Linked DNA regions of Homo sapiens: region 1 is linked to region 2. A link is an interaction called in ENCODE POLR2A ChIA-PET data of the cell type or tissue named here. Cell type or tissue: Panc1. All regions are shown on one strand. Links, peaks and the distances in the headings refer to the core of each region. The heading gives the core; the rest is flanking DNA.

What was found. ChIA-PET counts read pairs that join two places held together with the same protein. Peaks named below come from ENCODE experiments on the same cell type or tissue, not always from the same donor. Only the 100,000 strongest peaks of a DNase experiment are listed, where the experiment ranks them.
Region 1: POLR2A ChIA-PET joins it to region 2 with 15 read pairs; 2 of 35 experiments call an interaction of 5 or more read pairs at or near these places.

The regions. Positions count from the first base shown.
Region 1 is chr7:29,118,306-29,123,694 of GRCh38, reverse strand. It overlaps CPVL (carboxypeptidase vitellogenic like), which reads left to right. Exons shown (of 13, transcript NM_031311.5): 2 at 2,624-2,802. The coding sequence starts at 2,634. LOC128966558 (a long non-coding RNA gene) reads right to left here and starts at 1,260. Exons shown (of 3, transcript XR_008485572.1): 1 at 1,053-1,260. In Panc1, for the core only: a CTCF peak has its summit at 3,658; no DNase peak of the experiment used is centred there.
Region 2 is chr7:28,950,607-28,955,995 of GRCh38, reverse strand. It overlaps TRIL (TLR4 interactor with leucine rich repeats), which reads left to right. Exons shown (of 1, transcript NM_014817.4): 1 at 1-2,638. The coding sequence ends at 385. Among named protein-coding and RNA genes, the nearest start is that of TRIL, 5.0 kb to the left of the region's middle. In Panc1, for the core only: no CTCF peak of the experiment used is centred there; no DNase peak of the experiment used is centred there; H3K4me3 peaks cover 301 bases; H3K27me3 peaks cover 2,189 bases.

The DNA.
Region 1 (5,389 bases), core at 113-5,112, 170 kb before region 2:
CTGGAAGAGCTTCTTCCATTATTTTTTTTTAATATTGCATATATATATATATATATATATATATATTTTTTTTTTTTTTTTTTTTTTTTTTTTTTTTCTGAACCAGTTAGAGAGTAAGATTGTTGATTTCAGGCATCCCTTGAAAGTAGCTGTGCTATAAAAGCATCAGTGTAAACAAGTTCAAGTAATTTAAAAAAATGTTTTCACAGTGCCATAGAGGTCATTACCCTGGGGCTTCTTGGGAACCTAATTTCAGTTCCTAAATTCATTTTGTTCTTTATTATAGTCAGTAATAGGCAAAAGCATTTTTTAGCTCCATCCTGGATTTGGTTGGCCTTATTTACATTAAGTGTGGGGAATTCTAGTAAGTTAACCCTGAGAGACATGACAAGGGTTATATATTCAATCACATTATAATTATAAACCTTTATCTTACTGGGGAAATGTGCCTGAAAAGCTTTTAAAATTTGCTATAACCAATATTTTCATGTTATGCCAAATTGGGTTGTAATAAGCATGTCGTTAAAAGATTTTTACACGTTTTGTATTTTTAAGATGTTCTAATGGCTTGGCATTTTAAAGCACTGAACAAAAGCAGGCATTATATTTGCATAATTGTGTATCTCTTTTTGCATCCAGAAATGTGAATGTGTGGAGTACCCTTTCATTTCATGTATTTGATTTAGAATTTACAGCTAAGAACATAGATCATGCTTAAATAGCAGGAGTGCAGAGTCATGTAACGGCCCTGGTGTGCTTGTCATAATTCCCTACTTAGCAAGGTCAGGATTAGGGTGAGACAAGAGAGGCACTACCTCAGGTGTAAAACTTAAGAAAGTGTCAAAAAAAATTCAAGACTAGTAATATGTTAATGTAATAGTTAAAAAACTGTATAATGCAGAGAAAAATTAATGATAATAAAAATGGTCAACATTTTAGATCAAGATGAGATCTGACCCTGCATCTGTACCTCCCTCGCTTCTCCCTAGTCCTGGCCTTCTCTACTTTCATGTCCTTGCATGAGACACTCTTTTGATTCAAGTTTTCCTTACCTGAATTTGGTGACAATAGTCCTCACTTTCCTGGTGACAAGGATTTTTTTCCTTGGCCAAATTTTAGTCAGGCTTCTGAATCTCCTGCTAGGCCTGTTTGTGCACGTCCTTGTAAAATCCAGTTTTAGCAAAGGACACTAGCTAAGTCGTTTTACCAAGAACCAGCAACATCAACATCCGATCGCCTCAATGTCTGACCAGGTTTCTCATCCTGCACCATCCCCCAGGTGATGTCTGATCACCCTGGCCTGTCTTCAGTGAGAATCCTGTTAGGTTTAGCCAGATCCACCTTACCCCAACGCTTCCTTTGAGTAATTTTCCATCCACTGACCCCCACACTGCTCCTTGGCTATAAATTCCCACTGGCCCGTGCTGCATTTGGAGTTGAGCCCAATCTCTCTTCCTTGCTGCAAGACTGTTGACTGCAAGGTCCCTGTGCCTGTCATTATCCTGACAAAGTCTTTGTCTCCATGCTTTAACAAATACCATTCAGTCGTTTTTCTGTAACACTGGTGGAATTAGGAGATTCAAATCATCTACAAATACATGGGAAAGCCCACTATAAATATAATTTACATATTGATGTTCAAGTAAATAATTATACAGTTTTATGCCATTATTATTATAATCTCAGATGAATATTCTAAGCAAACATCAGATCTGAAGATCTTTGGAAAGCTTTGTGCTAATGGTTTGGGGCCTAATGTCTTTAATTTACTTATCAGCTAGCAATAAGGGGAGGAACCTAAGGGTAGTTGTAGGACCCTCCCCCCTTTCTTTCTTCCTTCCTGTTTTTGTTTTTGTTGTTGTTGTTCTTTGATACAAACTGGGGCTTTATAAGAGATAGAGAACATAACCAGAAATCCATTGCTTCTTTGAAATTTCCCTGAAAGGTGTGCATGGATGCCTGAGGTCTCACCTTTGCTTAAGCTGTTTCCACCCACCCATGATGCCTTTCCCATTTCTCCCACCTGTCTGAGAACCATTCACCTTTTATCCATATCCAACTTGGATAAGGCCTTTCTGTGATCTTTCGGCCTGAAATGTGCTTTCAATCCTCTGCCCTTCTGTGGTGGCATAATGGTTTCTACCACCCATTTATGGTCAGTTACAGAGTTCTTGTTGTTCTGAGTCTTTATCTAATCCTCCATTGAATTTACTTTCCAAACTGCATTTTAAAAAATGTCAGTGGTTCACTCCTATAATCCCAGCACTTTGGGAGGCTGAGGTGGGAGGATTGCTTGAGCTCAGGAGGTCAAGGCAACAGTGAGACGTGACTGTGCTACTGTACTCTAGCTTGAGCAACAGAGCAAGACTCTGTTTAAAAAAAAAAAATCAGTAATTGAAAAATTACTGACACTGTAAATCCCTTGAAGAGTCTCCCATTAGCCTTTGAATTTAAGAGTAAGCAGGGATTGGGTGTGCTTATTTATGGTGCTATCCAAGGTCCTTGCAGAGGGCCTTTACACACAATATTTTTTTTAAGTGAATAAATGAATTTCTTGCATGTAAAAGGGCCAGGTAAATATTTACTCTTATGATTCATTTTTGGAATGCTGTTTTTATCCTAGACCCTGAGAGATGGTTGGTGCCATGTGGAAGGTGATTGTTTCGCTGGTCCTGTTGATGCCTGGCCCCTGTGATGGGCTGTTTCGCTCCCTATACAGAAGTGTTTCCATGCCACCTAAGGGAGACTCAGGACAGCCATTATTTCTCACCCCTTACATTGAAGCTGGGAAGATCCAAAAAGGTAAGTAAGTTTAATTAAATCAGAAAACCACTGGCATGAGTTCAACAGTTTCTCTTTTTTTTTTTTTTTTTTTTGAGACGAAGTCTCGCCTGTCACTAGGCTGGAGGTCAGTGGCGCGATCTCAGCTCACTGCAACCTCCGCCTCCCGGGTTCAAGCAATTCTCCTGCCTCAGCCTCCCAAGTAGCTGGGATTATAGGCACAAGCCACCATGCCCAGATAATTTTTGTATTTTTAGTAGAGAGGGGTTTCACCATGTTGGCCAGGATGGTCTCGATCTCTTGACCTCGAGATTCACCCACCTCGGCCTCCCAAAGTGCTGGGATTACAGCTGTGAGCCACTGCACCTGGCCAATAGTTTTTCTTAAAACAAGTAACCCATAGGATGCAAAATATATTTCAGTATTTTTACTCAGTTGTTTTATTTCAAATATATATATATATATTTTGTTTGTTTGTTTGTTTGTTTGTTTGAGACAGAGTCTTGCTCTGTTGCCCAGGCTGGAGTGCGGTGGCGCAATCTCTGCTTACTGCAACCTCTGCCTCCTGGGCTCAAGTGATTCTCCTGCCTCAGCCTCCTGAGTAGCTGGGATTACAGGTGCCCACCACCATGCCTAGCTAATTTTTGTATTTTTAGTAGAGATGGGGTTTCACCATGTTGGCCAGGCTAGTTTTGAACTCCTAACCTTTGGTGATCCACCCTCCTCAGCCTTCAAAAGTGCTGGGATTATAGGCATGAGCCACCGCACCCAGCCTATGTCAAATATTAATGACTTGATGTCATATGTTGTCTGAGTTTTTAGCTAAAATGAGAATTAGCCGGGGTTGAATTACCTGCATGGTTGAGTTGCAGCATTTTATTTATAAGACTAGTAGAGTGCCTGTCCCCCAGTGGTCACTTAATGCTAATACTATCCTTAAAACTTACTATGAGTCAATCACTGGTTCCAAGCTTTCTGCATGAACTTATTTAAACATCTCAACATCCCGGGGAGGTGGACCCATTTTACACATGTGAAACCAAGGCAGAAAGAGATTGAGCTACTAGCCAGAGTTCATGCAGATATCAGCTGGTGTGTAGGCTTCATACTCAGCCTCACTGCAGCCTCCCTGCTGTGCCCCGTTATCCAGCAAGTCTGGGCCTTAGTTTTCTCATTAAGATAAGATGGAGCTTTAACAACTTACCCAACTTACAGAGATGTTATGAAAATCCAATGAGATAAGGCACGTGAAAATCTTTTGTACTCTATAAGTTGTTCTCCAAATATGAGTGTTTGCAATTGGCTTTATTTAGAGATTGTGGGTTTTTCTATTGTTATTACCAATAGGAAAAAAGGTATCACTTAGTGTTATCAGAGGCTAAAATTTATGACCTGCATCTGCTCTTTTTTTTTTTTTTTTTTTTTTTTGAGACAGAATCTTGCTCTGTTGCCAGGCTGGAGTGCAGTGGTGCAGCCTCGGCTCACTGCGCTCTGCACCTCCTGCGTTCAAGCGATTCTCCTGCCTCAGCCTCCTGAGTAGCTGGAACTACAGGCATGTGCTACCACGCCCGGCTAATTTTTATATTTTTAGTAGAGATGGGATTTTGCCTTGTTGGCCAAGCTTGTCTCAAACTCCTGACCTCAAGTCATCTGCCTGCCTTGGCCTCCCAAAGTGCTGGGATTATAGGCGTGAGCCACTGCCCCCGGCCCTGTATCTGCTCTTAATGCTTCTTTGCGCTTAATCACTGTGCGAGTAAATGATTTCAACTTTCTGGACTTCAGTAGGTTCCTAAGCTATAAAACAGTAGACAGGTAGCTATTCTGAGGAGCTGTTTGCAAAGAGCAGCAGAAAAATGGGGTAGTGGCTGGAGGGAGCACTGGGGTCCAGGAAGGGTCTTTAACAGAATAGGAGAGAATGTTTGTTTGCTGATGGAAATGATGAGTGGGGAATTGGTTTGGTTTGGGGAACCATTGTTGGAGACTGTGTTTAAGAAGGTGAGAGACAGGGATCTGGCACACAGGGGCCCCAAGGTTGTCCCTTGTCACAGGTGGGAAGGCAGAGATGGTGCCTGTGAAGCTGGCAGGTTGGCAGATGTGATGGGAATGAAGAAGAACACCGGAAATTTTAGACAAATGGTCATTTTAAAGATCAAAAGCAAATCTAAATACTCTATAAAGAAGTTTAAAATAAAGCAAGTTTTATTCGTTCAAAGTGTTCTCACAGCCAATAGGATGTCATTGTTTTTTGGTTTTCGTTTTACACGAAGACATTCTTGTATTTTAAGGGTATGTGTAAGTGCTGTTCATATGTCTTTTTCTGAAATACACATTGGCTTCAAGTTTCACCATCTCTTTTCTAAGGAAAGATGAAAAACTTTGATAATGTATTTAGTGTATTTTAAAAAGGACTGATTTTTACCTCACAAGAGAAGTCTTGGGAAGATGGCTGCCCCACCATATGGGCTGATACCATTAAGATGCTTGTGAAGAGGCAAAGTGTCGTTAAACCCTCCAAATTGGATTACATGCACGTATTTCAGCTTCCTTAACAAGTGGATTCTGATGGCTTAGATTTCTGTTCATTAACAGTAAATCAAAGCAAACCATT
Region 2 (5,389 bases), core at 113-5,112:
ACCGGAGGCCGGGAGCCGGGGCGGCGTCGACTACCAGCTGCTGACCTTGGCCCTGCTGACGGTCAACGCGCTGCTGGTGCTCCTGGCCTTGGCGGCCTGGGCGTCTCGCTGGCTGCGTAGGAAACTGCGGGCTAGGCGGAAGGGCGGGGCCCCGGTCCACGTTCGGCACATGTACTCCACCCGACGGCCCCTGCGCTCCATGGGCACCGGCGTGTCCGCCGACTTCTCGGGATTCCAGTCGCACCGGCCACGCACCACCGTGTGCGCGCTCAGTGAGGCGGACCTCATCGAATTCCCCTGCGACCGCTTCATGGACAGTGCGGGCGGCGGCGCGGGCGGCAGCCTGAGACGGGAGGACCGTCTCCTGCAGCGATTTGCCGACTAGGTCCAGGGCATATAGAGACCATCTCATTGGCCCTAAGGAGCCGCCTCTCCGTGAGGCCCACCAGCCCACCTCAGGGGAAGTGCCGTTTTGTGCACTTGCCAGAGAGGCCGGTGGGGACAGAGGGCCAATTCGGGCACCATCCCCCAATTCCCAATACTCGAGAAGTAAATGGATGGTACTTGGTGGTCAGAGCCAGAGTAGGGGACAAATGGATGGTGGGATGCTGAGGTCGGAGGCTTCGCTTGGAGGCTTTGACACAGCTATGCGAATGGCTTTTGTAGCACTGCAATGCAGAAGCCAGGCTTTGGGGGTAGAAAGGGGGTGCTTGTGCCCCCAACATGGCCAGAAATATTTGGGTGCATGCTTTTTGTTTGCTCAGTGTCAAACAGAGAAGTTTTGTTTCTATTTAAGGAAGGAACTTATTACCATTACAAAGGAGGCTTGGCCAGGGACTCCACTGGTTTGGTGATCTCTGCCAAGAAGGGGGATGTAAACAGGTGGTAAAGTTTAACATACCCGCCAAGGAACTCGTTTATGTTGGCTGATAGAGCATTCAGGATACCTTAAAGTTTAATAAGAGACGCATTTTTTTTTTTCAAAAATGTGAAAAGCTCTGACATTTAACGAACTGACCAATAGACTCAAGGACTGTTTTAGTTGGACTGGGCCATTTTATTATGTTCCTTTTAATATTAACAGTACAAGAGCGCTTGCTGACTTCGAGGATAACTAAGATTACATACTTTCTCAGGAGAAGGCTGCATGCAAGACTTCTCTGTCAGGGTTGCTCCTGTGGCTTTTTTAATTTTATTTTTTTAAACCTATATATGGAAAAGGAAATTTCAATGCCAGATTTGATAAAAGAATGTGATGTATATGTAGCTGATGACCCACTGGGGAACACCAGTGTTCCAGTTCACTTACCACATCTGTGACAGTGTGTTTAGATTGGAATAAATGTGATGCATTACTTCTTATGTTTTTATCAGTGACATGGTTGACTGTGCCCTAATTCTCTTGAGTTGCAGTTAAGCAATGAAGGTTATTTCCTAATAGGGAAGCAAAAGGTGATTGTCAATTGATAGTTTAATGTTTGACCACATTAGTGTCTTTATATGAAATAGTAGAGGGGAAGAAATTATAGAAAACAAATGTGAAAAAAATACACCAGTGGGTATCTGTTCTACTAAAACCAGAAGATTGTTATGAGTACTTAAACCTCACTGTGAAATAATGATATATTTTGCAATTAATCCCTCCCCAACTGAGTGTCTTACTGTGTTATTAAATCTTATCTTTTAGTTAATAGTTGCAGTATTTCTTTTAAATGTTTTTGTTTTAAACTTAGGGGTAGGATCCTTTATTTGTTCAGTTGTTTCCAACTATTTGGGATACTTTCATTCCCTGCTATTTATGAAGTACATGTTTATCACTAAGTGTAGTGGTTTGGTTTACATTAATAATTTTATGTGTGGTCTAAAAATGCAGTCACTAAGAGAATGTACACTGTGGTTATGGTCACAGTGGTTATGGATTTATTGGCAGTGGAGTACCATGGAGGTCACTGCAATGGTGCTAAGGCTGACAGTGGAATCTTCTGTTTAGGGCCTTAAGCCCCTGAGGGTCCTGGTGACTCAGGGAATCCATCACAGCCCCGGGTCTTTCACCCCAGTTCACTCCTTTTATGTTTGGCCTAGATTGACCCATGCCTGCCCTCTTCTCAACAGCTGAGTAGGGAACCAGCCATCTGAATGAGCTGATCGTTGTTTATGTTCAAATGAGTAAATGTCCAGACCACTTAAAACTACAGCTGCTTTTCTGGCAGTCTCGTCTGCGGGGCCAAAACTTAATAAACCACAGGAAATAGACTGTCATTCTTAGTTTGCTGCCAGGGCTTATTTTAGATTGAGAGCATACTGGTACATGAGAGCAGTAGTGTTGTTTGCTCTTATTTTCAACCAGGGAGCTATCTGGCACCTTTTGTGCTCCTGGCTTTTTTCAATCATAGCACTATTGCATCTCCTAGCTATTTCTTTTGCCCAGCAGGGTAATATTGAGTCCCATTGCAAGTATGGACAAGGCCTCTGGTTCTCCTCACCACCCACCTTTTCAGCCATAGAACATCACTGAAAATGCCTAATGCCTGGATCTGTGTTCTACTTTAGTTTCACTGGGAAGTCTTTCAGTGGGAGATGAATAAATGTTATACATTGTTATGTCCAGTTATGTCAATAAACCCACTAATAGAGATAATTTGTTGGAGTTTCCAAATATTTTATACACTTTCATAATGACACAATGCAGTTCCCATTTATGGAAATGAAACATAAGCTTGATGTCTTTCTGTCCTTTTTAATGTTTTTTATTTCCGTTTTCATAGGTGAGTATGGACTTTAAGAAAAGGATGTGTGATGTTATGTGCAAAGAAACAATGAAATGGCTCTAAAAGCAGATGGTCAGCCACAGCATGAAAGTGCTGTTGGACACCAGTGACATCAAGGTGCAGGTGATCGGGTCTCAGCAGGCATTGCCTGTTTAAAGGAAACTGATGAAAAGTCAAGCCCTTTGGCTCTCATGGTCAAAAATATGAAGGAATTATCTTGAGCTGGAAGTAATTTTTGATTTTTGTCACTACACAGCTTATGAAAAGATAACATTCCTAAGGAAAAAAGAATAAACTTGGTATGAGTTAGGAGTATTCAGTGAAAGAGCCACTGGCCAGTCTGTAATGTTGTGGGACCTTCAGGTCAACCAATGGGATTACTGCTTCCATAATGCAGGGGATTTTGCAGGGCTACCAGGTAATAAATAATTAGCATGTGATCAGAACACCTTCACTAAATTGTCACACACCTGATTGTCACCAAAACTACAGCAACATATATGAAACCATTAAAAGAGAGAACTGAATTGCCTGTTATTTGTGTTTAAGCACTCCCTCCTGTTCTTATAAGACTGGAAGGTAAATGGTGATGAAGCATATTAGTGCTAGAAGTTTATTCCCAATTCCAGACCATGGCCTAGTATCAATATTGTCACCATCCTCAGAAAGTATAGCATCATGAAAGTTGGGAATGATGGTAAGGAAGTGATGAAGGCACTTAGTCATTAGAGGGTTGCATTCATTCTTTTTACCTAATTTCTACCTCAGCTTCCTCATCAGTTAAAATGAGCAGCCTAAGAATCCTGATTGCATAGTGCTATTGTGAGGCATAAATGGGTAAGTAGCATTCAACAACGCCAGATACACCACAGATGTTCAGTAAATATGAGATGTAGCAGTGGTAGTAGTATTTACACAGGGCAACAAATTGTTTGATTAAGAAGTTTCAGACACAAGGCATTTCTGCTTAAGCCATAACCAATCAGAGGATTCAGGTAATGGAATTATGGTAACCCTTCTCCTCCTCTTTTTCTAGTTAATTGAAACATTTGTGTAATTCTTTTGAAAAGTGTCTGTGCATGTCCTTTGCCCACTTTTTAATGGGGTTGTTTGTTTTTCTCTTATAAATTTAAGTTCCTTACAGATGCTTTGTCAGATGCACAGTTTGCAAATATTTTCTCCCATTCAATGGTAGCTTGTCTGTTGACTCTGTTGATAGTTTCTTTTGCTGTACAGCAGCTCTTAAGTTTAATTAGATCCCATTTGTCAATTTTTGCTTTTGTTGCCGTTGTTTTTGGTGTCTTTGTCATGAAATCTGTGCCCACGCCTATGTATGGGATGGTATTGCTTAGGTTATCTTCCAGCATTTTATAGTTTTGGGTTTTACATCTCAGTCTTCAATCCATCTTGAGTAGATTTTTATGTATGGCATAAGGAAGGGGTCCAGTTTCAATCTTCTGCATATGGCTGCCTGGTTATCCCAGCACCATTTATTGAATAGGGAGTCTTTCCCCCCTTGCTTGTTTTTGTCAGCTTTGTCAAAGATCAGATAGTTGTAGATGTGCAGCCTTATTTCTTAGCTCTCTATTCTGTTCCATTAGTCTATGTGCCCTTTGTTGTACCAGTGCCATGCTGTTTTGGTTACTGTAGCCTCGCATAGTGCAAAGTCGGGTAACGTGATGCCTCCACCTTGGTTCTTTTTGCTTAGGATTGCCTTGGCAATTTGCCTTCCCATTAACTTATAGATAGTATCTTCAAGTGTCCCTTTATTTAGTTTACTTAAAACAATACTTTGCATGCACAAATACTTTTTTTCCTAGGGATTTCAAGTCACTTCATCCTTTTCAGTCATGTGGCAAATAGTATTCTTTTCATTTTGCATGGGGAGACTGAGGTATTTGGAGATTATGCTTAACTATTTTAATTACTGAAATAATTAGGAAAGAACGTATAGTTTCCTGATACCTGCTTGCTTTATCTTAGGGCAGAGTATCTAAATATTCCATTACAACTGTTGGAAAGATTTTTAAGTTACAGGTGGTGAGATTTCTAATTGACACAGAACTGTGAGTGGCTTTATAACTTGGCTGTGAAATGGTATCAGATGCTAGAGGGAAATAAATTGTCATGCCCCAGTATTTCAAGCAACAGCATCTTTCAACTATGTAAATCCACAAAATTTCTTTCAAACTAATGAAAGCTTTATAATGCTAGCTCTGTGCCATAGTTAATGCCGACAGGACAGCCCTGTTGCATATTAAGACCAGCTGTGGCCATGTAGCAGGCTTCAGTTTACCAAATTACAGTTTTTTTGGTTAAGTAATTCTTACCCCACAGCTGATTTCACACTCGGCTCTTAGTATATGGGTACTGAAGTGTGTGGAAACACACTTTGAATGGTGGCCTCCATCCTCTTATTCCGTTCTCTCCTAACTCTTGTGTCCTTCTAAGGATTGTTACTTTAGGAAATTAAAATAATTACAAATTAAAACAAATACCCATATTAGCACCACTCAGTAATAGTTAACATTTTGTAATGTTTGTTTTCAGTCTTAAATGTCTCTATTGACAAATACCTTTGGTTTCCTTCTCCACACCTTGTCCTCAAAGCCAACTACCAT